6 separate regions of the Homo sapiens genome follow, and all the other regions are linked to region 4. A link is a loop called in an ENCODE intact Hi-C map of the cell type or tissue named here. Cell type or tissue: PC-3. All regions are shown on one strand. Links, peaks and the distances in the headings refer to the core of each region. The heading gives the core; the rest is flanking DNA.

Region 1 (5,033 bases), core at 612-4,611, 510 kb before region 4:
GTGTGGCTGTTCTCCAAATTAGCTGGAGGATGATTTTTAAAAAATGTTTCTCACTTCCTTCCCCTTAATCATGCTTTCTACAGTGTATTGAGAATATCTACCTCTTCATCTCCTCAAGTCTCTCACAGATCATTTCTCATTTCGCCGCCTTCTAACTTCCTGTTCTGTCACAAAATCTCTTGATCAATTCTCTCTACTTTTCTTGTAAAATCCCAACTTTATGTGCTAGGCTTAAAGCCACCACCATTTTTAGAAATCCGCTTATCACATGATAAGCATCATGCCTCCACAAAGGGTATCTCTATTTTTCTTTTCTTTTTTTTTTGGAGACGGAGTCTCGCTCTGTCGCCCAGGCTGGAGTGCAGTGGCGTGATCTCGGCTCACTACAAGCTCCGCCTCCCGGGTTCACGCCATTCTCCTGCCTCAGCCTCCCGAGTAGCTGGGACTACAGGCGTCCGCCACCACATCTGGCTAATTTTTTGTATTTTTAGTAGAGAGGGGGTTTCAACTGATCTTGATCTCCTGACCTCGTGATCCACCCACCTCGGCCTCCCAAAGTGCTGGGATTACAGGCGTGAGCCACGGCAACCGGCCCACAAAGGATATCTCTATTTCATAAATGAAAAAGACTGAGCTTAGAAAAATTCAGTAGCTTTTTCTCGCTCACAAGACTAGTAAAATTTGAAGAGGAAGAGGAATATGTGACTTAATCCCAGGTATAGAAGGCCCAGGGCCTACACTTACTTTCAATACCAACAATGCAGGGGCAGTATAACGTAACTATGAAGAAGAGTTGTTCTGGAGCCAGACCGCATGAGCTTCAATCCTGGCTTTGTCACCTAAGAGTTAATCTAAATTTTTTGTGTTTCAGTTTCATCATCTGTAAAATATAAACCATTTACTGAACAACTATTCATTGGTTCCCAATCATTCCACCTCAGAGTTGTTCTCTGATGTGCTGTCTTGCTTTTGTTTAATTTGTCACATTTTATGCTGATGATCACCAAGGGCTTAGATGTCTAAAAATGAAGGCTTAAATCACTCTATTAGGAAAAGCCCCCCAATCAGTTGGAATAGTAACTGTAAGCAGGGAAACTTGGATGGGTAGTCATACATACTAGCTATGGCCTCATAAACTGTAGTGAGAATGAGTACTCCACACATATTGCTGGAATGTCTGAACACTGAAAAATTACCTATTCCTCTTCCCTGCCTTTTTTTCCTAAAAGACAAGGTCTTGCTCTGATGCCCAGGCTGGAGTGCAATGGCATGATGATTGCTCACTGCAGCCTCAAACTCCTGAGCTCAATCAATCCTCCCACCTCAGTCTCCTGAGTAGCTACGACTACAGGTGCATGCCACCATGCCTGACTAAATTTTTTTTTTACTTTTTAGTAGAGACAGGGTCTTGAAATGCTGCCTAGGCTGGTCTTAAACTCCTGGCCTCAAGAGAGCCTCCTGCCTCTTTTTTTCCTTTTAAAATAAGAACTATCACTGTTTTCTTCTCCTTCCTTTTTTTTTTTTTTCTCTCTAGCAACTATTGCCACCCTGGCCCCAAAAGTTATTTATAGAGTACATTGGTAGTAATTATACTTACAATTTAGTCCATGGAGTGCAGGACCATGAGGAACTATAGCTAGATAAGATTGTGCCAGAATTAGAAGAATAGACATTTTACTTTCAGAGACCATGACTAAAAGAATATTAACACCAAGATGCTCCTTCCATCAGCTGGATGTACCTTTGGGCTTGGAAAGATGGCAAGTATAGGAGTTGTACTGGAACGGCTGGATCAAATAGGTTGAAGGCATTTTTGTCATTGTACATGTGGGGAAAAGCAACCAAGTAATAAGACACAACAGATATCTCTTAAGGCACCGACACAGCTCACAGTGACACCTCCCTCCCCAGCACAGCGTAAGGGTGGAACAGTAGCAAAATATCTATACACATAACTTGCAGATGAATCATGCCTGAGTAACATGGACGTGGAAATATGACCCAAATTGGGCAAACAGACTTGTTTTCCCAAGAAACTGGAATTTTGATGTGAGATGCATAGAGGGTGAGTTGTTTACAGCCCACCAGGAGGACAGTTTATGGATTCCTACCAGTGAGTTTCCCAGAGTTTCCCTGGTTATTCAACAGTTCCCAAGATTCCATGAGATACCCCAGTATCCTTCCACTAAAGTCAACTTTATGAGCTGCAGTTGTTGTTTGAGCCAGAACCTTAACTACTACACTTCCCCAAATAGCCTTCTCTCATGTTATTCCTTTATGTGTTCCTTTCTCTCCACCAAAATAGCAAAACAGAAAAAACAATTGGGCTTACCAAGAATGCTGTGATATTTTGACTCACTGAGCTTTGGCTGTTTCCCTGCATGAAATTCCCTTCTTCTTCTTCCTGAAACCTTGTTCAAGGATACTTCAACTATGATACTTACCATTGTCAACCCCTAGTTACTTGCTTTGATTTGGAAGGTCGTCCACTGTGCCCTGTCACATCAAAATCATGGCACTTACCATACTGCACTGTGTAGTCTTTGGTTTACTTGCCTGTCTCCCCCATTAGATGGCAAGCTCCTTGACAGCAAGGGCTACTTCCCATCTGACTGTATTTCTCCAGTTCTTTATTACAGTACCTAGTGCCCAGGAGACCCAGTAAGTAAATAGATAAATGAGTAAACAGTTTCTGCTTCAATATGAGAACATGATTAAGCTTACCTGCTTGAGGAATGTGAGGAAAACAGCCAATGTAAAACGGCCACACCCTTTCTAGAGCTGATGACAGCCAACTCGTCCCAAATGTGGAAGTCCAGCGAAAAATCAGCAGAGCCACCTACCCAACCCACAGTTGACTTAGAAGATAATTCCAGAAGAGCTGTCCAACTAATGCAGAGACTCCTAAGAAAAAAGGTATAGTTATTGTTGTAACCCACTGCCCTTTGGGTGGCTTCTTAGGCAGCATTTTTGTAGCAATAAATAACTGGTGCAATATCTGTAGGTTAGATTTTACCTGAGGATCACCAACTTGAGAGCTTTGTTTGCTAAAAAAAAAAAAAAAAGGTTGTAAATCCAAGGATTGCTTTTACAAATCCCACTGTGAATGTGAAGAATGGATATATTTATAAATCAGTAGAAATAATATTTCTCACTACTTAATAATGTTTAAAGATTAGTAGAAGACATTTTTAAAAAGAATAATTTAAAATTAAAAAAATTTACGGGATAATCAAAAGTAAAACCACCAATAACTTCTTTATTCTAGCACACACGTTTGCATTTCTATTGAGCCTTTCTCCATGTACATATGTATTTTCACGTTGTTCTAATAACAATGTTGTATTTAGTTTTAATATTAGAGGAAAATTACCATATTCATATATAATATTCATAAGTATTTTCATGCCTACATAAGTTATTCAAATAGATTTACTATAATTAATCATTGTTTCAATTGTTTTTAAAAGTTAAATTAATATTTTTCTATTACCAACAATACAGCAAATAGTTTTTTCTTCTTTTGGTATTACTTCTTCAGGCAATAGACATTGTCTTTCTTGTTTATTGCCATATCCCCTCATAACCCCAGTAACTAGCAAAGTATATGGTAGACACTAATAAACATTTCTTGAATGAAAGCAATGCATGAATGAGTAAATGGAATTTACAGAAGTAGGCTTTCCAGTTCCATCTGCTTCAAATGCTTTTTAAACAAAATTAGCAGGACTGAATTAGATTCAACATTCACACCATTTGAAAGAAAAATTTATTTGCATCACAATTTAAACTTATCATCTATAGATAAAGAGATTTGCTATTCACCTCAAAATCTGAGTTAGTTGCATAGTTGACCCACAGGAATGTATCAGCTTTAACTGAAAAGACCAAAAAAAAAAAAAAATTCTAAGGTGTTTGTTCATGAACTGTTTGTACAAATATACTGGATATATACCATTTATTCCCAGTTCTCATCCTCCTCTGCAACGCTTGACACTTTGGGCTACTTCTTTTTCTCAAACTTGGTTGGTTGTGTATCTGTTTTTGTGACAATGAATTTACACAACTTCTCTTGCTGTTTCTTTGACCCCTCCTTTGCCCTTGCCTGTGGTCATTCTCTAAATATTTCCTTAGTCTTCTGCTCTTCTCCCTTTGCAATCACTGTCTATAATCACTCACCTATAATTTGGCTTCAACTTGTCCTTTCTGTGAAACATGCTCAGATCTGTATACCTAATCCTGATCACTCCATCTGTGTCTTTTCAATCTCATCCTCCTCCATTTCTTTGAGCTTCATTTTGCTTGTATTTTCAATCTGCTTCTCTTCTCTGGCTCCTTTCCCTTGAGCTACATGTGCCTTTGCAATTCCTCCTTGACCCTGCTTCTTCCTTAAGGTGTTTTCTCATTGCTCCCTTTTCCTTCACCACCAAACTTTTTGAAAGAGTACTCTCTGCTGCCTGGCTCTAGTTCTCCCCCCATTCCTCTTCAGTTCTTTGCATGTTGACTTCCGATCTCTCTTCCTGAACTTTTACTTCAGTAACACTATCTTTGATCCCCTTCCAACAATGCCTCTCTGTGGCATCTCACACTCTTGTAACTCTCTCCCCACGACTTCCTTTACATAATGCTTCTTGGTTTCTATCAAATCTTTCCTCAAATATTTTCTTCTTTTTGCTTTCTGTCTTTGAACATTTTTCAAAAAATTCTACCATCCTTAAAGGTCTTTATCCAGTTTCAAAGTTAACAAATATTTATTGAGTGCCAAGGACTGTCCTGGCTCTGGGGATGCAGAAATAAACCAGACCCTCACTGGCTCTGGGTACTTACAGTCTAGCTTAAACAAACCCTGCTATAGAGGGACTTGTTACATAGCCCTACTATATGATCCCACATCTCCGCTGTCCAACTCTCACTGGATACATCCATTTGGATAGCTATTTCTTTCTCTCCATCCAAATCTACCTCTTCTTACCATCATTGTCCCCACCTCCATTATTATTTAGGCACGGTCCTCGTATCTCACGGTAGATGCA
Region 2 (5,033 bases), core at 336-4,335, 400 kb before region 4:
TGAAGATGAGATAAATTGTGAACAGGCAGGGTGTCTCCTTGAAGCAGTCTGGGTAAATTGCTATGAGAGCACAACACTAGGAAGAGTTTCCAGGGGTAGCAGATCCTTGTTACTCCTGGACCCACCCACTAGAAGTGCAGAAAAGGCAGGTTACTTCATAGGTGGATAAGCAAATGTTCAGTTACCCTTCTGTGTAATCTGGTGGCCAAAAACATTAATTAAGAGTCCCCTCTCCTGAACCTTCAGCTTAAACACTGAGCAGCTTCCTGTCTCACCACACCTAAGCGGAGATTTGTTTGAACTCACCGCACATGAGTCCTTAAACAGAACCTCTCCAGCCTTGCTCGAAGTGAGTCATTTATTTTCTGGGTCTTTCCTGGGAGATGCAGGGAATGGTGTTCGTGTGAGTTTGTGGTGTGTTTGTGTTTGCTGTTTTTTTTGGCAAATTCCACAGAGCAATGTGTGTGATATTCATTAATAATCAAAATACACTATGGAGTTAACAAAAATACATGCAAACATTATGGCTCCATCACTGGAAATTTAGAAATTCCGACTTAATAGGCCTACAGTGAGGCCTGGGCGTTGTTGGTTTTTGTAATTTTAAACTTTCTTTAGATAGATAAAATACGGACAATGTAATAAAATTAAATGTACAAAAGAGAAGTAGTGAGAAGTAGGACTCTTAAATCATCCCAGTCTCCTAGTTCCCCTGTCCAGAGGGAAGTACTACTTCCAGTTTCTTGGGTTTCCTTCCAGAGGTATTCTGTGCATGCACACAGAGAGTGAGATTTTCTCTTTTAAACAGAAGTGATAGCATCATTTACTACTGTTCTGAATATTGTAAGTCACTAATTTTTAAAAGGCTCTCCAAGAGATTTTGAAGCAAATGCTTCATTAAGAGCTACCGATAAAAGCTATGCTTCTGTTCCCTGCTAAAAGCTATGGATGCATCTATTAAAAATCTTTTATATCTAATTTCATGTATTCAGCAATGCCCTCAAATCTGTGGTCTAAATTCATCGGGTTAAGACTCTGTGATCTAGGGTGTTCAATTTAAGAATACTTGGTGTTACCAGATTAAAATACAGGATGCCTAAATTTGAATTTCAGATATAAAATAGTTTTTAGTGTAAGTATATTCCATGCAATATTTATAATATCTGAAATTCAAATTTAAGTGGGAGTCTGAATATTTAATCTGGCAGCCCTATAGAAAATTTTGAGTCATCGGAAGTTATTCCAACTGATAGTCTGTAGAATGCCCTCTTTTTGAGACGACCTAGGTTATAATTTTAAAACCAAGCCCTTTAGGTTAAAGCCAAATTCTCTGAGTTTAATGATAAATTAGGTATCTGTTGGCTTACTTCAACATAAATGGATTTAATTTGCTGTTTTATCTCATGGGATAAACCTGTATTGTTACAGTGAAGTGGCCACTGAAATTAAAAAATAAACTTGAGGCCAAAAGTTTGAGACCAGCCTGAGCAATATAGTGAGACCCTCTTTCTAAAAACACAAGAAATTAGCAAGATTTGGTGGAATACAATTAGTCACTGCTACTCAGGAGGCTAAGGTGGGAGGATCACTTGAGTTTGAGGAGGAATTGAGGTCCAGGAGTTTAAGGCTGCTGTGAAATATGATGTTATGCTTCATGTCACTGCCCTCCAGCCTGGGCAACAGAGCAAGACCCCATCTCTTTAAAAACAAACAAACAAAACACCAAATCTTGAATTTACACATAGTAGATTATGTGTATTACTTTTAAAGAATTTAAAATATCTAAAGTCTGAGCCATGTTAGTCTTTAGAATCAACATTAAAATCTTAGCAGACTGGATTTGGATAAGGATAAAGAGAACCAGCCTAGAGGTAAGTGTTCATGATTGATTATTTAAATCATTTTTATTATCAATAAAAAAGTTATTAAGCATTTACTTAAATGGTGAAAAATTCTGACATGAAGGATGCAGAATTGTGGTTTATTATCTTTTAAGTAAATCAATAATAACATATTATGCTGCAGTTTGCCACGGTTACCACAGGGCTGAACGAAGGAGGATGAACGAGAAATGAAAACTTAAAACAAAAGAAACTGTCTTAAAGAAGGGATCTGGGGAAGAAGAAGAGGGCTTCCTGCTTCTACTAAGCAAAGGCAGCCGCCTTGAGCTTCTACAGCCGTTCATATTTATTGTGTAGATAGAGCAGGGAGCAGGAGGTAATGATTGGTCAGCTACTTAACTGATCACAGGTTCACATTATTGCTAACAGGCTTCAGATGCGCCTAATCACAAGAAACACGTGCCTGGGGCGTGACTGCCCTCAGCATTCCTTCTGGGCGGCAGACGCAGTTTATCAGTTTGCCAACACCCTGCTTTCAAGGGAACAGTTTGCTGTTTACTCATATAGCCTCCAGTGGTATACTGAGTTGGTCACAAACCTCACTCTTTCGGCCTGCAACAATATTATAATAAATATCAAATGACAAAGAATTACAAATGTTAGAATCCTACTATGAAGATAGTAGAGGCAAAGATTACCACAATGGATATGATTTTGTTATATAAGAGATGAAAAGAACTTATAATTGTGTTAGACCCTGAGTATCCCAGACAATATCTGAATGGACTCAATAAAATTAAAATTTATCATTTCATTTCAGAATTGTAGCTACAGTACCTTTTCATTTCCTTCCTTGCTAATCTACATAGGATTTAGACGGTGGTATGCTTATGTTTAACAATCAGTGCTCCAGCAAAAAAGCCCTGATTGGAAGCATTTCCTAATTCCTGTGGTGTAAAAACTCTTACCATGACTGCTATCAAGCTAACACTTTTTAACAACCTGTTGGCAAAATTCCTGAAAATTTGTTCTTGTGAATCTGTACAAGCTGATTTTATTTCTATGAGTTTATATGATGTACCTGTCTGGTTTTCATAAAAAGAAAACAGAGAATGTTTGTTCTTTGTTAACTGGTGTGCATATCTTGAAAATTTTTATCACATGCCAAAAAATTTCCAAACAAACAAAACTCAACAACAAGAAAAAAAATAGGAATACTTTAAGAAATTAATATAAATTTTGAACGGGTTTGGGAAAGTACAACCAACACCTAGAGAAAACTATAACTTTTGTTCTACCAGGTCTCCTGCCCTGAAGAAAATTTAATATAAACAAATACCTAAACGTTTTTAAAGTTACACAGTTCTATCATAATGCAGTGGGAAAAATCCAACCAATGTAGAAAAGTAGACATAAGTTACCTCTTTAAACACGTCTATTCTGTTTGATTTATATAGAATTTTTTTTTGTTTTTCCACATTTCACTAGAGCAATTACATGAAATGCTTTAACTAGATTCAATAATGGTGAGTAGAATTCCAAAAAATATAAAATGGCCTCTCTGTCTCCCTCTCACTTTTTTCCCCTCTCTCTTTCTTTCTTTCTTCAGGGAGCCACCTTGAGCAATGCCCTTGAAGTTTTGGATTTCTTCCAATTCTTGGGTAGGAAAACTGGCAGTACAGAAAGTAGTGATGACTATTAACTAGCCAGTGCCATTCTTCATTTGGCTGGCATGGACTCAGCATGCTAGTGTGATCCCATTTTTGAAACATTAAAATGGTACTGCTCTTTGATTTTCTTCCTTAAGGTAGTTTTAGCTTGGTTGTTCTGGCCTAGCTACTTGGAGGATAATTTTATTTCTGGACATTGTCTCTGTAGCTTTAATTTTAAGACAATGTCTTAAGATTTTCAAATGACAAGGGATTGATTTATGGTTGAAAGTTGATGTTCTTGGACTAGTAAATTATTATATATCCCAGAAAGCAGCAGTGAAAAAACCTTGTTTCATATTTTGCCTTAATAAAGGATTCATGAAGGGAATATTTGAAACCAGAAAGGGCATTAGCTAAATGTTTATAACATAAAGAAATTATAAAAGGAATTTGCATTTGAATTGCTACATGATAATATATGCAAAAGAAAACACTTTAATGGATTATTATAGACCAGAGTTCTATGATATGCCTGAAAAGAAAATGCATTCAATAAGTTATTTTTCATAATAAAAAGATACATTGTAATAATTGTTTAAATTGCTAAAGCACCTTTGTAATTTAAGCCCTTTCAAGTTTACTTGTAGAGTAGCTTCATTGTATATGGAGAAAATAGAACAATATCATTCTTTTGTTTCTTAGTATTATTACCTTATAAATTATGTAATATGAAATCGAAACTATGTGGTGATTGATTGCCAAGATAGGTCAAGTAGCAAAAAAGTATAATTGGTTTGAAGATTTTTACATTTAATTATTAAAATTATGATATAGAGGTAGCATCTGGAATAAATTAATATTAGATTTCTACTATAATAAAGAGATATTTCTTTCACGATTCTGAAAGTTATGTTTTAACATTTTAAATTTAATTTACTTTAATTTTTTAAAATAAGAGATGGGGTCTTGCTTTGTTGGCTGGGTTGGTCTTAAACTATTGACCTCAAGCAATCCTCCCACTTCAGGCTTCCAAAGTGCTAGGATTACGGGCATGAGCCACTGTACCTGGCCAGTTTTAACATTTTTAGAGATAAAAATTCTGTGCTTGAACTGCTTACAAAATGCCTTGTCATGAGTCTATAAAGAATAAGTTATCTGTAAAAATAATTTAATGCCAAAATGATTTTGATTATGTGAAAAATCATAAATGTCTTATAAACTGCCATACTGATAATATACATTTGTGTATGTGACTATGTGTATGTAAAATATCTGCATGTTTGTTGGCTAAAATGCCTATATGCTATTTTAGAGAGGATTTGTTCTAATAGGAAATACTTTGAAATCTGATTAATCTTTATTATTTTTTTAACAAAGTATAACACTAAACATTTATTTCTTTATTGTGAAAGTTTTCACTTTTTAATTGTTTTTGCTTAAACATCGTTGAACCAGTGACTTTTAATGTCATGAAAGAATTTTATAAATTACAAATAATTCTTTAGAAGAGATTATTTAAGGTGGTAATATGAATTATATT
Region 3 (5,033 bases), core at 306-4,305, 170 kb before region 4:
ACAGGAACCAGTCCCCTCTCAGCCCAAGGAAGATTCCAGATTTGAATACAAATTCATCCTTGAGAATGAATTAACAGCATTTGCAGTGACCTGGATGAGATTGGAGACTATTATTCTAAGTGAAGTGACTCAGGAATGGAAAACCAAACATCATATGTTCTCACTGATATGTAGGAGCTAAGCTATGAGATGCAAAGGCATAAGAATGATACAATGGACTTTGGGGACTTGGAGGGAAGAGTGGGAGGGGAGCGAGGGATAAAAGACTACAAATAGGGTGCAGTGTATACTGCTTGGGTGATGGGTGCACCAAAATCTCACAAATCACCACTGAAGAACTCACTCATGTAACCAAATACCACCTGTATTCCAATAACTTATGGAAAAATATAAAAATAAATAATAATAAAAATTCATCCTTGAAGATAAATGAATCAAGGGGATATCAGCTGAACAATGTGAATGTCAAGAGGAAATCCTGTCTGCAGACCTCTCAGAGAAACCTGGGTCTGCTTGCAGAACAAAGGCTCCTTCTGTGACATCAAGCAGCAGGTTTAAGAGCTCCCTGGCTTCTGGCTTTGGCCCTCTTTCAAAACCACAAGTACATCCAAGGGCAGCCAAGACAACAACAAAGCCAAGAGATACAGTCACCAAAAGAGAAGACCAACTCCCCCTTCCAGGCCTGCCTTCTGCCTGGCTCTCAGCAGGCAAGGCTCCATTCTCCCCAAAGTAGGTGTCCAAAGCACTGAATACAAGCAGGGTACTGACCCCTGTGCAAGAAGATAGCTCAGAGGATGCCCACAGCTGGTGCCAACATTCTTCGGAGGCTATGGAACACACTGTCTGGGGAAGGCCCTATAATACTTTCTAGGTTCTAATCCTAGCTCAGTTATCCATTAAGGTATGATCTTAGGTGCCTCAACATCCCTGAACCCATTTCCTCAACTCTAAATGATGACACTGATGATGGTGATAACAATGTTCATAATGAAATCTGCTATGTCTCTCACACAGGGTTACAATGTTCAAACAAGGTAGTTTATGAACATATCCTTTAAGCTATCTGAAAACTATAAAATGTAGGAGATAACAATTAATAATATTAGGATAATTATTCATGTTATAATTATTGGGATAATTAATAATGGAGGAATTAATAATGGAGGAAATGACACATGTAGATATGAAAGCTTAATCATGCAAGTTTTAAGGTCAAAGAGGAGACTTCCTCTGCTTTGTCTTGGGCCTCCGAGAGGATGTATTTTCAATGAATGTTCAATTATAATAAAGGTTATTATTATTATTTTTTGAAATGGAGTCTCACTCTGTCACCCAAGGCAGAGTGCAGTGGCGTGATCTCAGCTCACTGCAACCTCCACCTCCCAGGTTCAAGCGATTCTCTTGCCTCAGTCTCCTAAGTAGCTGGGATTACAAGCACACGCCAATATGCCCAGCTAATTTTTTTGTATTTTTAGTAGAGATGGGGTTTCGTCATGTTGGCCAGGATGGTCTCGAACTCCTGACCTCGTGATCTGTCCACCTCGGCTGCCCAAAGTGCTGGGATTACAGGCGTGAGCCACCAAGCCCGGCCTATAAAGGTGACTTTTTAATGATTAACAAGCTAAACATATTTTTTTGGAAAAGAGCAAACTTGCAACAGAGTACTTCACAAGACAAAGAGGTGCTTATCTGGAGGGCCTCCCTCTGAGCAAGATAGAGGAGGCAGGAGACATCCAAGGCGGCCCACTATCTTCATGCCAATACCCGTCAGGCCAATACCCAACATGATGAGATGCAATGTTTTCAGAGCTGACATCTGGGCAAGTCACTGTCAACTGAAATTAACCCCTGAATTCACTACGAAAAGAAAAAAAGAGGTGACTGAGCTGGAGTGAATGGTTGGTGTTTCGCAGCTCCTTTCAACTGGAAGAGTTGAATGAGAAGTTCCATTTCTCTCACTGTATTTTTGCTGTGGCACCTTTGGCAAAACCTCCTTCTCTAGAGCCTTGGGTTCTCATTCAGGCTGCTTGGTCCTAGCTCTGCATATGCAAAAACTTTGTTTATATCATTGCTGGTTTCAAAAAGGAATTCAGGCAGCTTATAATCTTATTAAGAATACTTAACAAAAAAAGAATATAAGGTATTTTGTACTCCTCAAAATTGGGAACACCTCAGGAGATTTTTTTTTTAATGTGTTAGAGAAATAAATATATTAATAGTAGTACAGAGCAGGGTAGGACTTTACGACCCTTTAACAGAGAACCATGTGCCTTCTCACTCAGCACAATTTTTGAGGGATATGCATTTGTTACTTCCTGTATTCATCTTTAACAATAAGATATTTTCAGTTAAGAAAAAAAGATGTGAATTTGGATTAATATAGCTCTCAATCATAAACAAACCCTAAACCAGGAGTGCTTGTTAAGTCTTCCACAGCCTGGACTTCAAACTCAGGACCTGCACCCACCCTCCGATAAGATCTTTTACAGAAATATGACCTCTGTCCAAGTCAGTTTTCAAATCAAAAAGCTTTACACTCTTGGCAGCTTGACAGCTTGGACCTTGGGTGTTTACCAAGAACTTCCCCAAGATAGGAAGGGTGACTCCATCACTACTGCCTCCCCACCCACCCCCCTAGTGTGGAGTTTCCCTTTGTAAGAGCTGGCACCTAGCCAGGGCCTCAGAACTTCAAGGAGTAAGTCTATAAACTGTCTGTGTCTAGTACATGGTAGACATCTAGCTCAGGACAGTTTAAGTTAATAAATGAAAAGCGGTCCACCATAAGCCAGCTAACAGTTGGTTCTGACTCCGTATCACACAGCCTGGCATCTGTGCTCATCTTTAGCAGGCCAGAAGTTACCTGTCTTTGCTGCTCACCTCCTGCATTCTTGCCCCTTAAGTGCCAATTATGCGATGTTAACAATCCTGTGCACAGGTATGCACCTCCATGTTCACCCATTCCAGCAGTGGCTGCCTGCCAACTTTCTGAGCTGGGAGGTCACCCACCTAGATTTTGTGGAGCCGGTCCAGGGCCTTCTAACCCCCAGGATACCCCAAGGAATGTCCTAATCTGGTGACAGAAGCAGTTCAGGGCTCTCTAGTGGTTTCTATGGAGATTATCTGGGCCTCCACTTATTTTCTTCTTGTACTACTGCAATTATGGAACTGAGAATAATTCTGAACTCTTGTTCGCCTAGCTTTGCACCAACACCAACACTGTTCTCCTCTCAATGTGCTACACTCCAGCCACAGGCCATTCCAGTTCCTTTTGGGGTTTTCAAACATGCCAAACTTGCTCCCATCTCCAGTTCTCTGCACTTGACTTCCCCATGCCTGCAACAGCCTGGAAGGCCCATGGTTGCTTTCCCTCATTATACAAATATGAGCTTAAATATCATCTCAGAAACCTGTTCATCCTACCAAAAACGTACCACCTCCAATAAATCTCCAGCATATCACTCCATTTCCTCTATAGCATTTGGTATAATCTGCAGTTGTCTTATTTATTTGTATATACTACCTAATGCGCTCACTAGAATGTAAACTCTGGGAAGATATTGCTTCAGATGCTCCACTGCTACCCTGTTAGTCCACATATTTCCACCACCCTATAAAAGGGCAAGAACAGATTGCTCAATAATTTGGCTGCTAGAATGTTTTCAATGCTGGACCAGCCCTTCATTTAAGATAATCAGGACTGAGCAGAATTTTCCTGGTAAGCCCTGGGGCTTATGAAATCAACATACTCTAATATAGGTGCTCCATATATAAATATTGAACAAATAAATGAGCTAGGATCCAAGTGGCTTTGCGACAAGCTTGGACAAAAAGAGAGATAACAAAAGAAACAGTCCCATTCTTTACCAGATAGCATCACAGGCTGCTGATCTTCCCCAACAGGAAAAGGAGTGCAGTTTCCAAACTAGCTCTAACAGGCAGAAACCAATCACAGCCAGGCCCATTACAAACCCAGAGAAAAAGCATTTACAACCATAAGGCTCATTTACCCAGATCTCTGTCACAGAGAGGGAAAAATCAATTCTTGTCCTAAAGTATTCTGAAGCTGACCTGCTGGTGCATCCACATAAAATTTTATTTCAGCATGCTGACAACTAAATATAAGGAGATATGGGGTCTAATTTATAGACATCCTGGCATCTCTATAGAAGTGGATGGACATAGTTCAGAATCTGATGCTATGATAAAAAGAAAATACTTGGGCTTTCTTTTAAGGGACTTAAGAGAGGAAGCTGGATTTTAAAATATCCTCAAATGTTACATAATGTTAAGAAGTGGTTTTTATTTAGGTGTTATAGTTTTTTTTACATTGTGGTTATACAGTTTTTAAAATAAGAGTCCTTATCTTTGAAAGGAACATACCAAAATATTTCCAGATGAAATAATATGAAATCTGAGATTTGCTTCAAAATAATACCAAAGGAGGGAAGTAGGTGGGAGTACAGACAAAACGGGACTGGCCTTGAGCTGGTAACTGTTGGAGCCGGCTGACAGGTGCATGGGAGTTAATTATTCGCTCAACTTTGTGTATGTTTGATGTTTTTCCTAATAAAAACTTCGGAGTCTCACTCTGTTGCCCAGGCTGGAGTGCAGTGGAGCGATCTTGGCTTACTGCAACCTCTGCCTCCCGGATTCAAGTGATTCTCCTGCCTTAGCCTCCTGAGTAGCTGGGATTACAGGCACATGCCACCATGCCCAGCTAATTTTTGTATTTTTAGTATAGACAGGGTTTCACCATGTTGGTCTGGTCTCAAACTCCTAACCTCATGATCCACCCATCTCAGCCTCCCAAAGTGCTGGGATTACAGGTGTGAGCCACCACGCCCGGCCATAAAAACCTTTTAAAAAGCTGTTTAAGACAAATCATCTTCACTAGTGAAATTACAGAAGTTACCTGAAGGTGAAGGTTTCGCCGTGCCGGTCCTGCCATGGGCTCTCCTGGATGCCATCCTGGGTCACAGGCGAGTTCTGCCGTGGGGATTTGGAGTGGGGGAGGGTGCCCATGTGACTGAAGT
Region 4 (5,033 bases), core at 698-4,697:
GTCCTAGGTTAGATAGCCCATTTCAAATGCAGCCTCCCTGTGTAATTCCCTCTCACAATGTAATCTTTCTCTTCCCTGAAGTCCCGTATCACCACACCTGCACCTCACTTAAAGACCTTTTTATTTTACATCACAGCTGTTTGTGTACCTGTCATCCTTTTTTTTTTTTTTTCCCCAGAGATGGAGTCTCGTTCTGTTGCCCAGGCTGGAGTGCAAATACTGTGATCTTGGCTCACTGCAACCTCTGCCTCCCAGGTTCAAGCAGTCCTCCTGTCTCAGCCTCCCGAGTAGCTGGGATTACAGGCATGTGCCACCACACCTGGGTAATTTTTATATTTGTAGTAGAGACAGGGTTTCACCATGTTGGCCAGGCTGGTCTCGACCTCCTGAGCTCAGGCAATCCACCCGCCTCAGCCTCCCCAAGTGCTAGGATTACAGCCATGAGCTACCTACCACGCCTGGACTATCATCCTTTCTATAAGGCTTGTAAGCCAAGCACATGTGTTTTTCATCTCTGTATGCCCCAAGGTCACTACTGGACCCTCAGACGGTTTTCTGAAAAGATGAAGAAATCAGACAAATTAAATAGGATGCAGTAGTCTCCCTGACCCTCTGGACCCACTCCATTCTGCCTGCACATCCCCTCCTATAGTAATCACTCTAAACACAGCTTTTCTCATGCCAAATGCTTTCCCATTGCCACATTCCTTATCTTGAATCAAGTCTGCCCCTACCCCTTTTGCCGTATCTGGCCTGGATCCTACCTTCCCAACCTCGTCTGTTGACACATCTTCCATCACCCCAAACTGTACTTCCATAAGGACCCATCCAACCCTCATTTTTGTCTTGACGTTATGTTTTTCTTCATCCTGGAAAATTTTCTTTTCCTTCCCCTGTTCCTGCCTGGCCACCTAATGTGGTTTGGCTATTGGCCTGGCTCAGTAATCACACTCAGCACTGAGATATTTTAGGATGAAAAAGCCCTTCATTTCAATGTTGTGAGTAGATTTTAGGATGAAAAAGGCCTTCATTTCAACGTTGTGAGTAGATTTTTCTAGCAAGAAATGAGTCTTCTTAAGTCCTTAAGGGTGGATGGTACCCTTGTCTTGGGAAACCATGTGGTGGGTGGGACAAATGAAAATAAAAATGTGCCTAAGGTTCTTGAACTAAGAACTGTGAGGAATTGAAGCTGAAGGTAGATGTCTTCAGTCTGAGAAGCTAAGTGTTCTGTTCGGTAACAGAAATGAAATGTACAGCTGAGTAGGAGTGGGGTAGGGAGCTGCAGAATGTCCCTCCGGTTGCAACAAATTTAGCTGATGCTGTATCTGTACTGTCCTTTGTTTCTGCAGGATGTGGGATTTCTTTATTAAGAGCTACTTACTAATATAATAGCAAATATTTGTTACACACTTACCATGTGCCAGAACTGAGACAAGTCCTTGAGAGGATTAACTCTTGCAATTCTCATAACAATTTTATAATTTTTCAGGCAGAGAAGTTAAGGATCATGTCCTGCAAATAAAGGCTGAACCAAGATTTGAATGACAGGGTCCTGACTCCACAGGCTGTACTCTTAACTGCTACTACCACAGTTTTTGTTTGTTTGTTTTTTAAATCTCACCCTTTAAAAATTCCTTTTTAGGTATGTTTTATTAGTAGTATAATAGAGCATCCTGGTTCCTTGGGGGTCCAAACTGAAAAATTTTTACCGGTAGGAATGCCCAGTCACATTATGCCACTTTTTCACATGCTACCTTGCTTCATTTGCTTATTGCTTCATATTCATAAATCGTATTTCTCCTAGGAAATTTGGAGTGTCCTTGAAGGTAGGAATTATGTCTTAAACTTTCACTTGGTTCCCACAGTAGGCCTAACTGTATTGTCCCTACTCATTGAATTGAATAAAACTGGTACTCCAGCAACCTTATACCTCTGGAGTAAAGCAAAGCTAGTGCAAATATATACAGTAGAAGTATAGTCCATTTCCAGAGCTTCTGGGAAGGCCGAAATCACTAACCACACAGTAACTTAAAAATAATCCTGCTGGCCAGGCACGGTAGCTCACGCCTCACTTTGGGAGGCCGAAGCAGGCAGGTCACAAGGTCAGGAGTTCAAGACCTGCCTGGACAACATGGTGAAACCCCATCTCCATTAAAAATACAAAAATTAGCCGGGTGTGGTGGCACGTGCCTGTAATCCCAGCTACTTAGGAGGCTGAGGCAGGAGAATTGCTTCAACTCGGGAAATGGAGGTTGCAGTGAGCCAAGATCATGCCATTGCACTCCAGCCTGGGTGATAGAGTGAGACTCTGTCTCAAAATAAAAATAAAAATAAAACACCAACATGAAACCGTATTTAATTTAGGGCTTTGCTGTCCAGCGAACTCAAACTGCAGATGTGCTGCAATCAGCCTAATTGAAAGTGGTTATAACCCATGCTTTGACTCCCTCTGTTGGCAGGAAGAGGTTGCTTTCTCACTTGCGGGAATTCTTAGCTCAGGTTGTATAATGGCTGTTTACTACAGATACAGCCTGAGAAAATTCAGCCAGATTAGATAAGGGGAAGACAACACCCACTGAATCTTTCTCCCCAGATGGCAACTAAATACTCTTTTCATTTTTCTTACATGCTAACATTGCTACCTATAAACTGCTTAGTTAATTGTTCAGAGAACCACCACACACCTGACCTTGTTTGGCTGTGACTTTCTTCTTTTTTTTTTTTTTTTTCTTTTGGAGATGGGGTCTCATTCTGTCGCCCAGGCTGGAGTGCAGTGGCGCGATCATAGCTCACTGTAACCTCAAGCTCCTGGCCTCAAGTGATCCTCCCGCCTCAGCCTCCAGAAGTGCTGGAATTACAGGCGTGAGTCACTGCACCTGGCCCCAGTCTTCTAATTGCAGGGTATAAGAAGTACAACCTTGATAGCTCACAGAAGGCTGCACAGGGAAAGCCTGGCTTTCCCACACTGTCTGCTAACACTGTATCTCTAATATTTTCCATGATACAGGAATTTTTTTGGCTTCATCTAGTGGAATAAAATATCTAAAATTATTCGTTTGAATCATTAAGTGGAATCAAACACATACACATCTTTCCTTAGCACATTGTTTCTTTCCCAATTCCCCCTTTCCAGAATTTTTATATACGCATCTCAACTGTCACTTAATCACGTCAATGACTCCTCATCATTTGAGATTTGGCTCCAATACCCCAGGCAGAATTCCTCTGTATGGTTTTCCCACAGGCATACAGAGCATCTCTTCTCCCATTTCGGCTGTGAGCAACTCCTAAGACCAGTGGAGACCCTGAGATGCCACCAGTGCCTGGCATATTTCAGAATTCAAAAAAGATTTGTTTAAATAAATACAATTTAAAACCATATTCCATTTTAAAGGCTAATTTTATCCATATGAGAATTCTCCCTGCATGCAATGTGAAGACATTTAATTCATTAAAGGGGCATAACAATTTTATATATATATATATATATATATATATATATATATATATAAAACTTTGTTTACATTAGAGTATAATTAAATAGGCCTGGCACCAATCAGGGCTCTGCCACTTACTGTTTGGAGAAGCGATTCACAATTCGCATCCTTGCACGTTCTTCCTAGATGTGCCAAGAATGCAAGACCCTGATCACGCTTTACTTGGGCCATTTCTCAGCGTTGTGTTTGCAGCGAGCAATCTTGAGGGATGAGGTAATGTCTCCCTATGGAACAAAGAGCAGGCTTGCTTACTGCTCACTATAACATGGTGGGTTCCCCAAGCTCAGCATTCCTCTTCTGTAATGCAACCCATCTTGTGTGTAAGCATGCATCTGGGCCCGTGTGCTTCGTTCCTGTGAGAACTGGGGTCCAGGGAGCCAACTCAAAAATGGTGATACTCTGGCTATTGCTTTTGTTGTAATAGTCTTTTATCTCTGACTCAGAAGTCTGGTGTGTTCTGTCAGCATTCATGAAACCGTGAAAGCTAACGTGTTAGTTTGCAAACATAACAAAATATGATTCATCACAGTTCTCCACGCTCACTAGCTGGGCGTCCCTACACGAGTTTTTTAACCTCTCTTAGCTGCAGTTTCCCTTCTTTATATTATAAAGGGGACGGTGGTGTGTATGTACCCGCCCCATAGCTTCGTCTTGGGGTTAAGTAAGACTGTAAAATCCCTACCACACTGGACTCTTCCCAGGACTTCCCTTTCCCTCTTTGAACTCTGCCAGAGACTATTCTGCATTTGAGGCCTGGCGATGCTGGGCAGGGGCGGGTATGGGTGAAGCACAGGGTGGGCCGCGGCTGGCGGGTTTGGTGCAGAAACGGGCTGTGGCCGAGCCGAGAAAGCGCGCCCAGCGGCCGCCCTGCGAATCCTCCGTAGGCGGGGCCGGGACTGCTGTGAGCTAATAGGAACGGGGGCCGGGCGTTCGGTCTCGCCGCTGCAGTCGCAGAGCAACCACGCGGCTTTGACCGTCTATTTCAAAGGGCTTCGGGGTCTTGCGGATGGGGATCACTGCGGGCACTGGAAACCTGCCGGCCCCCACCCAGCCGCCTCTCAGATTCGTGGCGACCGCACCCTTCTGGGCAGCGGCGCCAGGCCCGCTGCCGTCCCCACCGCTCGCAGCCACCAGGAAACCCCGCGGCCGCGCTCGAGCGCGCGCCCTCCGACCACATGCACCCGCATACGCATGCTCCCAGCGCTCCCACGCGTGCTGACACCCTCCCGGCTTCCGCCCACGCAGTCGCGGGCCCCGGGCGCGCGGGCTCGGGGCAGCTGCGCGGCGTCCTTGGAGGCAGGTGCTGGCGGCAAGACGAGCTCTCGGAGGATGCTGCGGCGCGGGGCGCGTCGCCCCCCTCAGTCCACCAGAGCCCGGATACCTCAGAAATTCGGCTCTGGGTCTGTGGGGAGCGAAATGCAACCCAAACCCCGTTTTTCGAACCCCGCGCAAATAAACACGCACAAGCACGCACACAGACGTCGCGCGGCGGCGCTCGCGCGCAGGTCCAGCCGCGGCTGGGTCGGGCGCGGCGGC
Region 5 (5,033 bases), core at 606-4,605, 540 kb before region 4:
ACTCCTTTCATATTCAGTTACTAATCTTGAAATTCTCTTTCAGAAATATCTTTGGTCTAACCCATCTTTTCCATCCTATGTGCCAATGCTCTAGGTTAGGTTTGCATCCTCTCTCCCTTGGACTAACAAAACAGCCAGCTAACTTTTTACTTGCCCGGATCTAGTCCATTCTTTACAGTACCAGAAGTGCAACAGTGAAAGGATCTTGTCAATACCACAGCTTGCTTTTGGCTATTGAATAATGCCTTAGGCTAGCAAACAACTCACAACATGGTTAGTTATCTCATGATCAGTTTGGATTATTGTCGCTATATCAAACATACTACTCTTTCCTGATCACTAAAAACAATGTAAAAAAAGAAGAAAAGAGACTTTATCTTAGGAATGTAAGCCCTTTTAAATTATCAGGCCCAAACAGGCATTAGAATGAAACAGCAGTTACTTCACTTCACTTCCCCTTGGGCTAAATAATTGTCTTTTTTTTTCTTTTATATTTTCTTTTCTTTTCTTTTCTTTTCTTTTTTTTTTGAGATAGTGTCTCATTCTGTCACGCAGGCTGGAGTACAGTGGTGTGATCTCGGCTCACTGCAACCTCCGCCTCCCGGGTTCAAGAGATTCTTATGCCTCACCCTCTCGAGTAGCTGGGACTACAGGTGCATGCCACCACACCTGGCTAATTTTTATATTTTTAGTAGAGGCAGAGTTTTGCCATATTGGCCAGGCCAGTCTCAAACTCCTGGCCTCAAGTGATCCATCTGCTTGGCCTCCCAAAGTGCTGGGATTATAGGTGTGAGCCACTGCACTTGGCCAAATAATTGTCTCTTGATGCCACCTGCTACGTGGGCCCGAGGCTGACACCAAGAAGCCATGAAATGCTACAGCTGGACACCAGAACTCATATCGTATCGTTCAACAATGTACAGTCAAACACTTAATGTTATCTCTGTAAACCAATGAGAATTCCTGTCAAACAACTTTTTTTTAAATTATTATTTTTTGAGACAGGGTCTCTGTCACCCAGGCTGGAGTGCAGTGGCACAATCTGAGCTCACTGCAGCCTCAACCTCCTGGGTTCAAGCAATTCTCCCACCTCAGCCTCCTGAGTAGCTGGGGATACAGGTGCCCACCACCATGCCTGGCTTATTTTTTTATTTTTTGTACAGACAGGGTCTCACTGTGTTTCCCAGGCTGGTCTCAAAGTCCTCCACCTCGTCCTCCCAAAGTGCTGGGACTACAGGCATGAGCCAGCACACCTGGCCTGTCAAACAACTTTCTATCAGCCCACTCCTGATAATTTTTAATTATCTTTTTTTCCTTTGAAAGCTTGCTTGTAACTGAGGCTGACGGAGCTCATATCCAAGGTAACTGGGTCTGAGTCTTTAGAACAACTGTCCTTATCTTGGCTCAAGTAAACTTTTTTTTTTTGTCCTGAGATGGGGTCTTGCTATGTTGCCCAGGCTGGCCTTGAACTTCTGGGTTCAAGCAATCCTCTGCCTCAGCCTCCTGAGTAGCTGTGCCCAGCTTAAGTAAACTCTTTAAATCATATTTTGTGCCTTAGCATCTACCTTTAGGTCGACAATGGTAAAGAATAAAAGCGAAGATTTTTAACACTGGATTAAGTAGGAAATTCACAAAACATAATATCAAGCTCTGCAAAGAGCTATCTTAGCATAAATAAAAGGATGGTCTTTACGTATAAACTGTAAGAAAAGGACTCCTAGTTGAATAATATTTTTCCAAGTACATTCATTAATATGTAAATATCAATTAATAGCATCATATAGATTCATTTGCAGAGTTAAATTCCCATGTGGAAATTCTGTAGAGTTGAATGAAGACAATGACAAATGGGTAGAAAAAACTTCCCTTGAATGGACTTCTTGCTATTCTCTCGCTGCCATTTCATTTTGTCAACGATGTAGCTCATTTTCAATAATTAAAGTATGTTACACCCAAATAATCTATCTTCCCCTATTTCTACACTTCTAACTTAGCTTTGCTGCCAAAGCACACTGAAAAAAAGCCGTATGTCAGGACATATAACTTGAGTATTGGGATTTTTGTTCTAAAGGTCTTTTCCTCAAAATGCAATTAGGATCCACATGCAGGAAATCTAAACAGCCACTAGAGGGTGCCAGTCACATAATGACTGAGTAATACCTCCTTCCCCTTTGAGCTATTTCTAAATCTGAAAAGCCAACTGTTCTTGGTAAAGCCTTAGTAAATATGTTTATATTATTTCTCACTTGTGATTTGTAGTGATGTATAAACATGAGACCAGAGATAGCTATGGCCACAATTATTTCACCCTGACGTAAAAATGACTTCTGTGGTCTTCATTACAGGACAAAATGACCAGTCTTTCCTGCCCCTCTGTCATTTTTTTTCTCAGTTGCATAGTTTATCCCATTCTTTTATTGCTCAACTGAATGTCTGTAGGTATACTGACTGACTTTAAAGTGGTCAGATTTATCTTTCCTCCCTTTCTCTGTTTCTGTTTTTCAACCTTTGTTCTTTTTCCCTTATATATTCCCCAGCATTTTTTCTTCTTTATATTCCTTTCTTCAAACATTTTATTCCCAAAAGCAATGTTACAAGAAATAAGAAGGCCATGCTATACAGAACTCTAGGAGTAAGAAAAGCCTAACTTAGGAATTAGATGGAGATAGAATCTGCCTACTTAGTATAACACACCTTTGGGGCTGGTCTTCCACAGCAGGCCCTGAATGAACGTAGACTTCATCAGCAGGACAGAAATGAAATCTCTCAGAGCCCTCCTAGAGGAGGAAAGGGATAAACATGGGTGATTCTAAGGTATCTGGGAATGTAGTTCACTATAATGCACAGTGTTAGGCAAAAGGACAAAAATCTATTACTACTATAGAGAAAAGGTCAAAAGAGCCTATAAACTCAAACAAATATAAAAATTGCCATGCTAGTGAGACCCAAAATCATTTAGGTTTTTATTCTTGAAACAATGTTACAAAGAAAGTTTTGTGGAAATGTTTGGTTGCATATTGTGACTCCCTTAAAATGTCCCTAAAGCATCTGTTTGTCTTTATAATCAATCCACTTTGGCTTTTCATCCCTGAAGTATTTAAATTCTTTTGGAGACTTTTCTATTTCAGCCTGTAAATCCTTTGGAGATTAGAAGCTCCATGTGATTATAGTCATTTATTTATTCAAAAAAGCATTACTGGCCCATGTGGTGGCTCACACCTGTAATCCTAATACATTGGGAGATACACGAGGATTGCTTGAGCCCAGGAGTTTGATACCAGCCTGGGCAACATAGTGAGACCCCGTCTCTACAAAAAATAAAATTAGCTGGGTATGGTAGCACATGCCTATAGTCCCAGCTACTTGAGAGGCTGGGGTGGATCACTTAAGCCCAGGAGGTTGAAGCTGCAGTAAACTGTGATCACACCACTGTACTCCTGCCTGGGTGACAGAGCAAGACCCTGTTTCAAAAACAAACAAAAAACCGAAAAAGCATTATTGTGCACTTAATTTTGTGCCAGGCACTATTTAATGCATGTCCTGAGAATATTAAGATGAAAAGACAGCATCTCCTTACTCTTGAAAAAATCAGCCTAATGAGAAAGGTGCTCTTGTAAATAAAGTGTAAAGAGGTCATCTTGTCTTAAATTACCTTTTGCAAGTATGCCTCCTTCCTCGAGTATTCTGGAATTTATTGAGTAAATTCAAGTAGATGCTAAAACATTTATAAACCAAGATATTCTACAAATATGTTATTCTTGTATTAAGATGTAAGTTTTAAGTGTGTATCATTGTTCTTTCTTTTCTGATTCTGACTTTCAGTCATTCTTCAAAACTGTTTTTCAGTGCCTCCTATGTGCCAGGCACTGTGGTAGGATGCTGGGATACAAATATGAATATGACATTATCTCTGACTCTCCAAGTTATTTATTTCACATCTCCTCTCTCCTCAAACCTCCAACACTTCATCTTTCCTCACTCTCAACTGGTGATCTCAATTTACACTTCACTGAAAGAACAGAAGCCTCAGGCAGTAATTATATCTTCCCACCATCGAATCTACCAACCTACCTGAATCTGAATACATGTTCTCCCTCCTTTCACAATGAGGTTGTCCTTTCCAGGGCTCTGGATCCCATGCCCTCCTGCCTATTTGAGGATTTCACTCCTGCCATTATGTGTCCTCTTTTCTGCATCATGCCTTAGTATTGTCTTGCTTGACTAAACTCTCTCTAGACTCTCCATCCTTGCTGGCTTCTGCCCTCTATCTCAGCATGCCTTCACAGTAAAGCTTATCAAGAGTTGCCTATACTTGCTCTCTCTACTTTCTAACTTCTCTTTCTCTGTTCAACCCACTCCAATTATATGTTCATTGCATCTGCTGAAATAATATTTACCAGATCTGTCACCAGTGACTTTGACCTTGCCAAAGATTATGTCAATTTTCAGTCCTCTCCTATCTGACCACTCTAAATTTGGCAGAGGTGACCATTTCCTCCTATTTAAAATCCATTCTGTAGTTGGCTTCTGTAACCATATGCTCTCAATTTTCCTCCTATTTCACTGGTGTTTCTTCTTGGTTACTTCTTCCTCTACTCAACCCCCCTAATCTCCTTGAATATTTAATTGCCTTCTCACATCTCCACTTGTATTTCTTAAGGCATCTCAAATGTAACAAGACTGAGAAAAATTATTGGTCTTTCCAGAATTTCCTTTTCTCTAGAATTTCTTCCAGAATTTCTCCTTTTCCAGTTTTGTACATCTTGAATAAAGCATCCCCACTCACCTAGTACTTCCTCTCACCACCTTCAAACCAATCCATCAGCAAGTCTTTTCAGCCCCATATGTAAAAAAGAACTTGAATCAAACCTCTTCTCACCACTGTGACAGCTACCACCCTAGTCCAAGTCATCATGTCTTGCTTGGATGACTGCAGTGGCCATCTAATTATTTTCCAGGTTTATCTTCTTGCCCACTATTAGAGAAGCCAGAGAGCCTTCTAAAAACAAAACCACATCTCTGCCCTACTTAAC
Region 6 (5,033 bases), core at 975-4,974, 260 kb before region 4:
TAGGCCAGGCAAGGTGGCTTATGCCTCTAATCCCAGTGCTTTGGGAGGCCAAGGTGGGGGGACTGCTTGAGGACAGGAGTTTGAGACCAGCTGAGCAACATAGCGAGACCCCATCTTTACAAAAAAATTAAAAATTAGCCAGGCATGGTGGTGTGTGCCTGCAGTCCTAGCTTCTTGGGACACTAAGACAGGAGGATCACTTGAGTACAGGAGTTTGAGGTTGCAGTCAGCTATGATCATGTCACTGTACTTAAGCCGGGGTGAGAGCAAGACACTGTCTCTAAAAACAAAAGAAAAATTAAACGGCGGCTAATGACACCTCACAGCACAATGATGTACTAAGAGTGGAACTAACAGATGCAACAACAAGTCTAGCCACCTGAACACACGGCAGGCATGGGACGGTTCCTCTCCTTGATCTGGTACACTTGTCCTCAACCTTAATTACCCCAGGCTATCAAAACACATCTGGATGTTTAGGTGGTATTACTAACCCTACCCTGTAACTTCTGTGGCTGAACTACTGTCAACCCTGAGGGGATGACCCTGTGGATGAGCTCTCTAGTGGTAGACGCCACGACAGGATGCAGAATTCCTACTGTGCTCCTACCTGTGCTCTCTGGGCCTCAGTTTCCCCTTTTCTAACATAACTGCTAAGTTCACCTTTCTCAAGGACTTTGCAAAGGATTCAGATAACTTTAGAACCCCTAAAAGCTACCTGAAAATACAAGTTTTGAATCATCAGCCATGTGGAAAGGGGAAGAATTCTGGCCAGATCTTGGGAAAGAGATTTACAACTTGACCTTGGCAAGGCAGCCCAGACGCACGCCATGCACGCTTCCTCGCATATTTAGACAGCTGCCCTCTGTCAGAGGTCCCAAACCCTGTACTTCTGAGGGGTGTCCCCCACGCTCTGGGTGGCGAGATTAAAAGGCCTGTGATTGATTCAGGTTTGCTCTGGAAAACCTGGCAGATGGGCGGCGGCCCCTGCTCTCCAGTCTGCATTTCGTCGGCACATATATGCCATGCCTGGGTCACTTCCCTGGAGCCACGCCTGCTTGCCTGAGGGCTGAGGGGATCCCAAGCTCACACCGCAGGGCCTGCATTAGGTTCCCTGACAAATGCCCAAGGTTATGCAGCTCACTGACACAAAGGAAGGACAAACATGTCTAGAGCATTTACTGTGAGCCGACTCCACAGGGCAGGGTGGCAGAAGCACCCCCGATGAGGCTTCCTTCTGCCCTCCAAATCTTAGCTGGTCTGCTCTGCTGCATCTCTGGACTCCACCCTCTGCTCCTTCTTCCACTGCCTTGGAGGCTGCTGCACGGACCCAGGAGAGCCCTGATGGGGTCCCGGCCCAGCCCTCCTCCCAGCCGCAAGGGCCTTTCTAAAATGCCATGAGATTGCCTGGCTCCACTCACTGGTTCTGTTCCCCTTGGCACAGAGGATCAGATCTGCACCCAACTCAACTGTAAAGTGCCTTGAAGGCAAGAAACTGGTATGAGCCCAGAAGTAGAGACTTAGAAAAGACGTATGAAGCCCTCCCACACCCCACCCCTAACCCCATCTTCTTCCACCCACACAGAATGAATCTGCTGTAAACCAACCCCTCTCTCCATGGGTTTTGACAACTAAGTGTCTGTGCATGTGCGTTGCCTGCCGTCTGCAAGATGCTTTTGGTGTTCATCGGGCCAAAGATGCAGCCTTCCAAACTCATCTTGGACATCTCTGCCCCATCTCCACACCCAACTCCCTGTTCAAGGCCCTGCCCAGAGGCCCCACAGCTCCTGTGCCTTCCCCTGCAGGGCGTTTCCCACCTGGGTTGTGGCCCAAGTTCCTGCATCACTGTCCCTCCCCAGCCCACCCCCACCTGATAGCAGGTGCTCCAAGAGCAGAGACCACAAGCTGCCCTGGCACAGTAGGCGCTCAGTCAAAGCTGAATATATAACACGGATAAACACTTAGTGCTCACTGTGGGCTAGGCAAGGTGCCCTGGGCTTTTAATATATTATTATCTCATTTAGTCCTCGCTGACCACCTGGGTAGCTGTATTCCTTACAGACAGGCACAGAAGGGGAGGCTGTTCAGCTGATGTGGCAGAGGCAGGATTCAGGCTCAGTCGGGCCAAGTGCTTCACTACTGGTCCTCACTTCTAGCTATAGGCAAAGACCTTGCGCACGGTGGGAGGGGCTCAGTGGCTCCTAACTAGGCCCTTGGGGGGTGGGGGCATGGACACAGCAGGACAGGGAGCCTGGAGGGCTCTTAGGACCACCCACTGTCCTGATGGCCTATCTGGGCATCTGCCCACATGGCTGGGAACAAGCACGCGGGGCCCAGATGCTAGCCAGAGCCTGCTCTCAGCTTCTGGGTGGCCCTGTCTGGGCTGCCACTGCACTTGGGATAGGAAACAACAGGTCTTGTTGTATTTCCCTCTTAGAGATGCTGATTGTGCCCGCTTGGAAGTCAGTGGTTCCAGGAAGATAACATGGAAATGGTGGTAGACTCCAGAGACAGGGAAGAAGGAAGTTTCAACATAGCCCTGCCCTGGGGCTGGGTGGGCAGAGTCCAGGCTAGCTCCTGCTCGCTGCCTGGGGACCCCATCCAGCCCCTTGTCCAGGGGTGCCTGCAGGCAGACATGAGAGTGAGGCCCCACTAGGAGGACAAAATGCACCACAGCAAGCCAGGGAGACTGCATTCTTCAGTTGGGAACATCCTTGGGGTCTAGTTTCATGGCTACCAAAGGTAGTGGGCAGGTCCCAGGCCTCCTGCCAAGGGCGGGCAGGCAGGCATCTCTCCTCCACCTAGAGGATCATTAAGCCCTGCCCAGGGCCACAGGAAGGATTCATTCCCCTGGGAATCGGGCTGCTCTGTAAACCCAGGCCTGTTTCTACGAGGAGCTTCCTCTATGGAGAACCCACGCAGGTTCATACCAGGCCAGAGTCTCCCTCCTGGCCCACTGACATGGTTCTGCTCTCAGATTCAGGGCCCAATGTGCCTGACTGACTAGAACAGAAATCCTCAATCCTCCTACCTCCCAAACAGGTTAAGCTCGCTTTAAAGTGAGGTCCGGATAACTTCGCAAATTGCGTGACTACCTGTGAGCACTGCCCGAGGCCATCTGGCCAAAAGTACAGCAGGCCCTTGTTCTTCCAGTGCAGCCCTGGCTCTCTTCTCAAGGCCTGCTCAGCAGAAGTCCACCCTCAGCCCCACCTCCCAGGCCTGGGCAATGAGTTACTCTGGTTTCTGAGTCATCCCTCAAGTTCTGTTGTCAGCAAGGGTCTTGTTTACTCCAGGATGGTCAGCAGCTGCCTAAAGTTCCTCAAGCCTGTTTTGGGGAGCCCTCCATCAACTTTGGCACTCCCTGCAGGAGTGTTCTGAGACTGGACTTCTTGCCATGATTCAACACATAGGAAGGAAAACCCAGTTCCTAAATAAGCCCTGACGTCTGAAGCTAATTGACTTCACTGAGCTACAAATAAAAAAGGGCTTCAAATGCCCAGGAACCAGCCTCTTTATATTGAAAAGATGGACCGAGCCCACCATCGCCTGAGACAACATCTGGTGTCTAGAATACAGTCAGCCCTCCTTATCCGTGGCTTCTGCAACAGTAGATTCAACCAACCAAGGATCAAAAATATTCAGGAAAAAAAAAAAAAAAGCTGCATTGGTATGAAACATGTAGACTTTTTTCCTTGCCATTATTCCCTAAATAATGCAGTATAATAGCTATTTACAAAGCATATACGTTGTATTAGGTGTTGTAAGTAATCTAGAGATGATTTAAAATCTACAGGAGGATTGCATAGGTTATATGCAAATACTATTCCATTTTATATAAGGAATGCAAGCTTCTGTGGATTTTGCTAGCCACTGAAGGTCCTAAAACGAATCCCGACGGATCTGAAAAAGTGACTTAATCTCTCTTAAGGATGAGGTTGCTTTGGGACCACCTATGAACAAAAGTCACTTACATCTAAAATAAACGTTTCCTACAAAAAAATGGTGATGGGCCGGGTGCGGTGACTCACACCTGTGATCCCAGCACTTTGAGAGGCCAAGGCAGGCAGATCACTTGAGCTCAGGAGTTCAAGACCAGCCTGAGCAACATGGCAAAACCCTATCTCTACAAAAAATACAAAGAGTTAGCCAGGTGTGGTGGCATGCGCCTGTGGTCCCAGCTACTCAGGAGGCTGAGGTGGGAGGATCACTTGAGCCTGGGAGGCAAAGGCTGCCATGAGCTGTGAACGCACCTCTGCATTCCAGCCTGGGTGACAGAGTGAGACCCTGTCTCAGAAAAAAAAAAAAAGGTGACAATGTAAATATTTAATCACATGGAAAGACAGTCATGTTTGTCAATGAAAGGTTCAGGGTTTGGAATAGTGTGTACAGACCTGTGGCAAACAGATATTACACATGCAATTATTTACATGTATCCATTTACAGAGAAAATAATAATGTTTTTGCGTAAACCAAATGCTGACAATGGTGATCTCCAGGAAACTGGATTTGTGTGGTTTTATCTTTTAATCTGTATTTTAGAATTTTTTTTTTTTTTTTGAGACAGAGTTGTGCTCTTGTTGTCCACGCTGGAGTGTGATGGTGCAATCTCAGCTCACCACAACCTCCGCCTCCCAGGTTCAAGCAATTCTCCTGCCTCAGCTTCCAGAGTAGCTGGGATTACAGGCGTGTACCATCAAGCCCAGCTAATTTTGTATTTTTAGTAGAGACGGGGTTTCTCCATGCCTCAGGCTGGTCTTGAACTCCTGACCTCAGGTGATCCACCGCCTAGGCCTCCCCAAGTGCTGGGATTACAGGCTTGAGCCAACATGCTCCGCCATTTTAGAATTTTTCTAAATTGAGGAAGGATTATTTTAAAAATCAAGGTAGCTTTAAAGATGTTTATACTAAAGATCATTTTAGTAATAAAATAAATATGTAATGCATAAGTATAATGTAATAAAAATAACCAAGGTCTGCTACTCCAGAAACTACATTTTCATCTACAATCTACTCTCCTGTAGCTTTGGCTTTAC

What was found. Peaks named below come from ENCODE experiments on the same cell type or tissue, not always from the same donor. Only the 100,000 strongest peaks of a DNase experiment are listed, where the experiment ranks them.
Region 1: a loop joins it to region 4, with 2.5 times the contacts of the local background. A loop is called at or near these places in 32 of 110 quality-filtered maps.
Region 2: it touches region 4 in a loop (6-fold over the local background); 89 of 110 quality-filtered maps call a loop at or near these places.
Region 3: it touches region 4 in a loop (13-fold over the local background); 13 of 110 quality-filtered maps call a loop at or near these places.
Region 5: it touches region 4 in a loop (3-fold over the local background); 60 of 110 quality-filtered maps call a loop at or near these places.
Region 6: a loop joins it to region 4, with 3 times the contacts of the local background. A loop is called at or near these places in 4 of 110 quality-filtered maps.

The regions. Positions count from the first base shown.
Region 1 is chr1:93,336,633-93,341,665 of GRCh38, forward strand. CCDC18-AS1 (CCDC18 antisense RNA 1) reads right to left here. Exons shown (of 9, transcript NR_034089.1): 2 at 3,826-3,878; 3 at 3,017-3,047; 4 at 2,725-2,904; 5 at 745-2,642. Among named protein-coding and RNA genes, the nearest start is that of CCDC18-AS1, 6.7 kb to the right of the region's middle. In PC-3, for the core only: a CTCF peak has its summit at 760; DNase peaks (open chromatin) are centred at 1,989 and 2,749; H3K4me3 peaks cover 1,736 bases; H3K27ac peaks cover 2,257 bases.
Region 2 is chr1:93,440,159-93,445,191 of GRCh38, forward strand. No RefSeq gene overlaps it. Among named protein-coding and RNA genes, the nearest start is that of FNBP1L, 5.4 kb to the right of the region's middle. In PC-3, for the core only: no CTCF peak of the experiment used is centred there; a DNase peak (open chromatin) is centred at 2,363.
Region 3 is chr1:93,669,702-93,674,734 of GRCh38, forward strand. It overlaps BCAR3 (BCAR3 adaptor protein, NSP family member), which reads right to left. Exons shown (of 12, transcript NM_003567.4): 2 at 4,913-5,033. Among named protein-coding and RNA genes, the nearest start is that of BCAR3, 9.6 kb to the right of the region's middle. In PC-3, for the core only: no CTCF peak of the experiment used is centred there; DNase peaks (open chromatin) are centred at 580 and 2,630; H3K4me3 peaks cover 930 bases; H3K27ac peaks cover 4,000 bases.
Region 4 is chr1:93,841,992-93,847,024 of GRCh38, forward strand. It overlaps MIR760 (microRNA 760), which reads left to right and starts at 4,841; the gene lies at 4,841-4,920. It also overlaps a transcript of BCAR3 not described here. RefSeq lists enhancers at 4,132-4,261, 4,937-5,033 and silencers at 4,392-4,451, 4,542-4,921. In PC-3, for the core only: CTCF peaks have their summits at 2,467 (motif pointing left) and 4,314; DNase peaks (open chromatin) are centred at 2,460, 4,000 and 4,370; H3K4me3 peaks cover 2,080 bases; H3K27ac peaks cover 3,944 bases.
Region 5 is chr1:93,302,694-93,307,726 of GRCh38, forward strand. No RefSeq gene overlaps it. Among named protein-coding and RNA genes, the nearest start is that of CCDC18-AS1, 41 kb to the right of the region's middle. In PC-3, for the core only: a CTCF peak has its summit at 2,123 (motif pointing right); a DNase peak (open chromatin) is centred at 2,138.
Region 6 is chr1:93,576,871-93,581,903 of GRCh38, forward strand. All of the region lies in intron 7 of BCAR3 (BCAR3 adaptor protein, NSP family member), which reads right to left. Among named protein-coding and RNA genes, the nearest start is that of BCAR3-AS1, 13 kb to the right of the region's middle. In PC-3, for the core only: no CTCF peak of the experiment used is centred there; a DNase peak (open chromatin) is centred at 3,171; H3K27ac peaks cover 4,000 bases.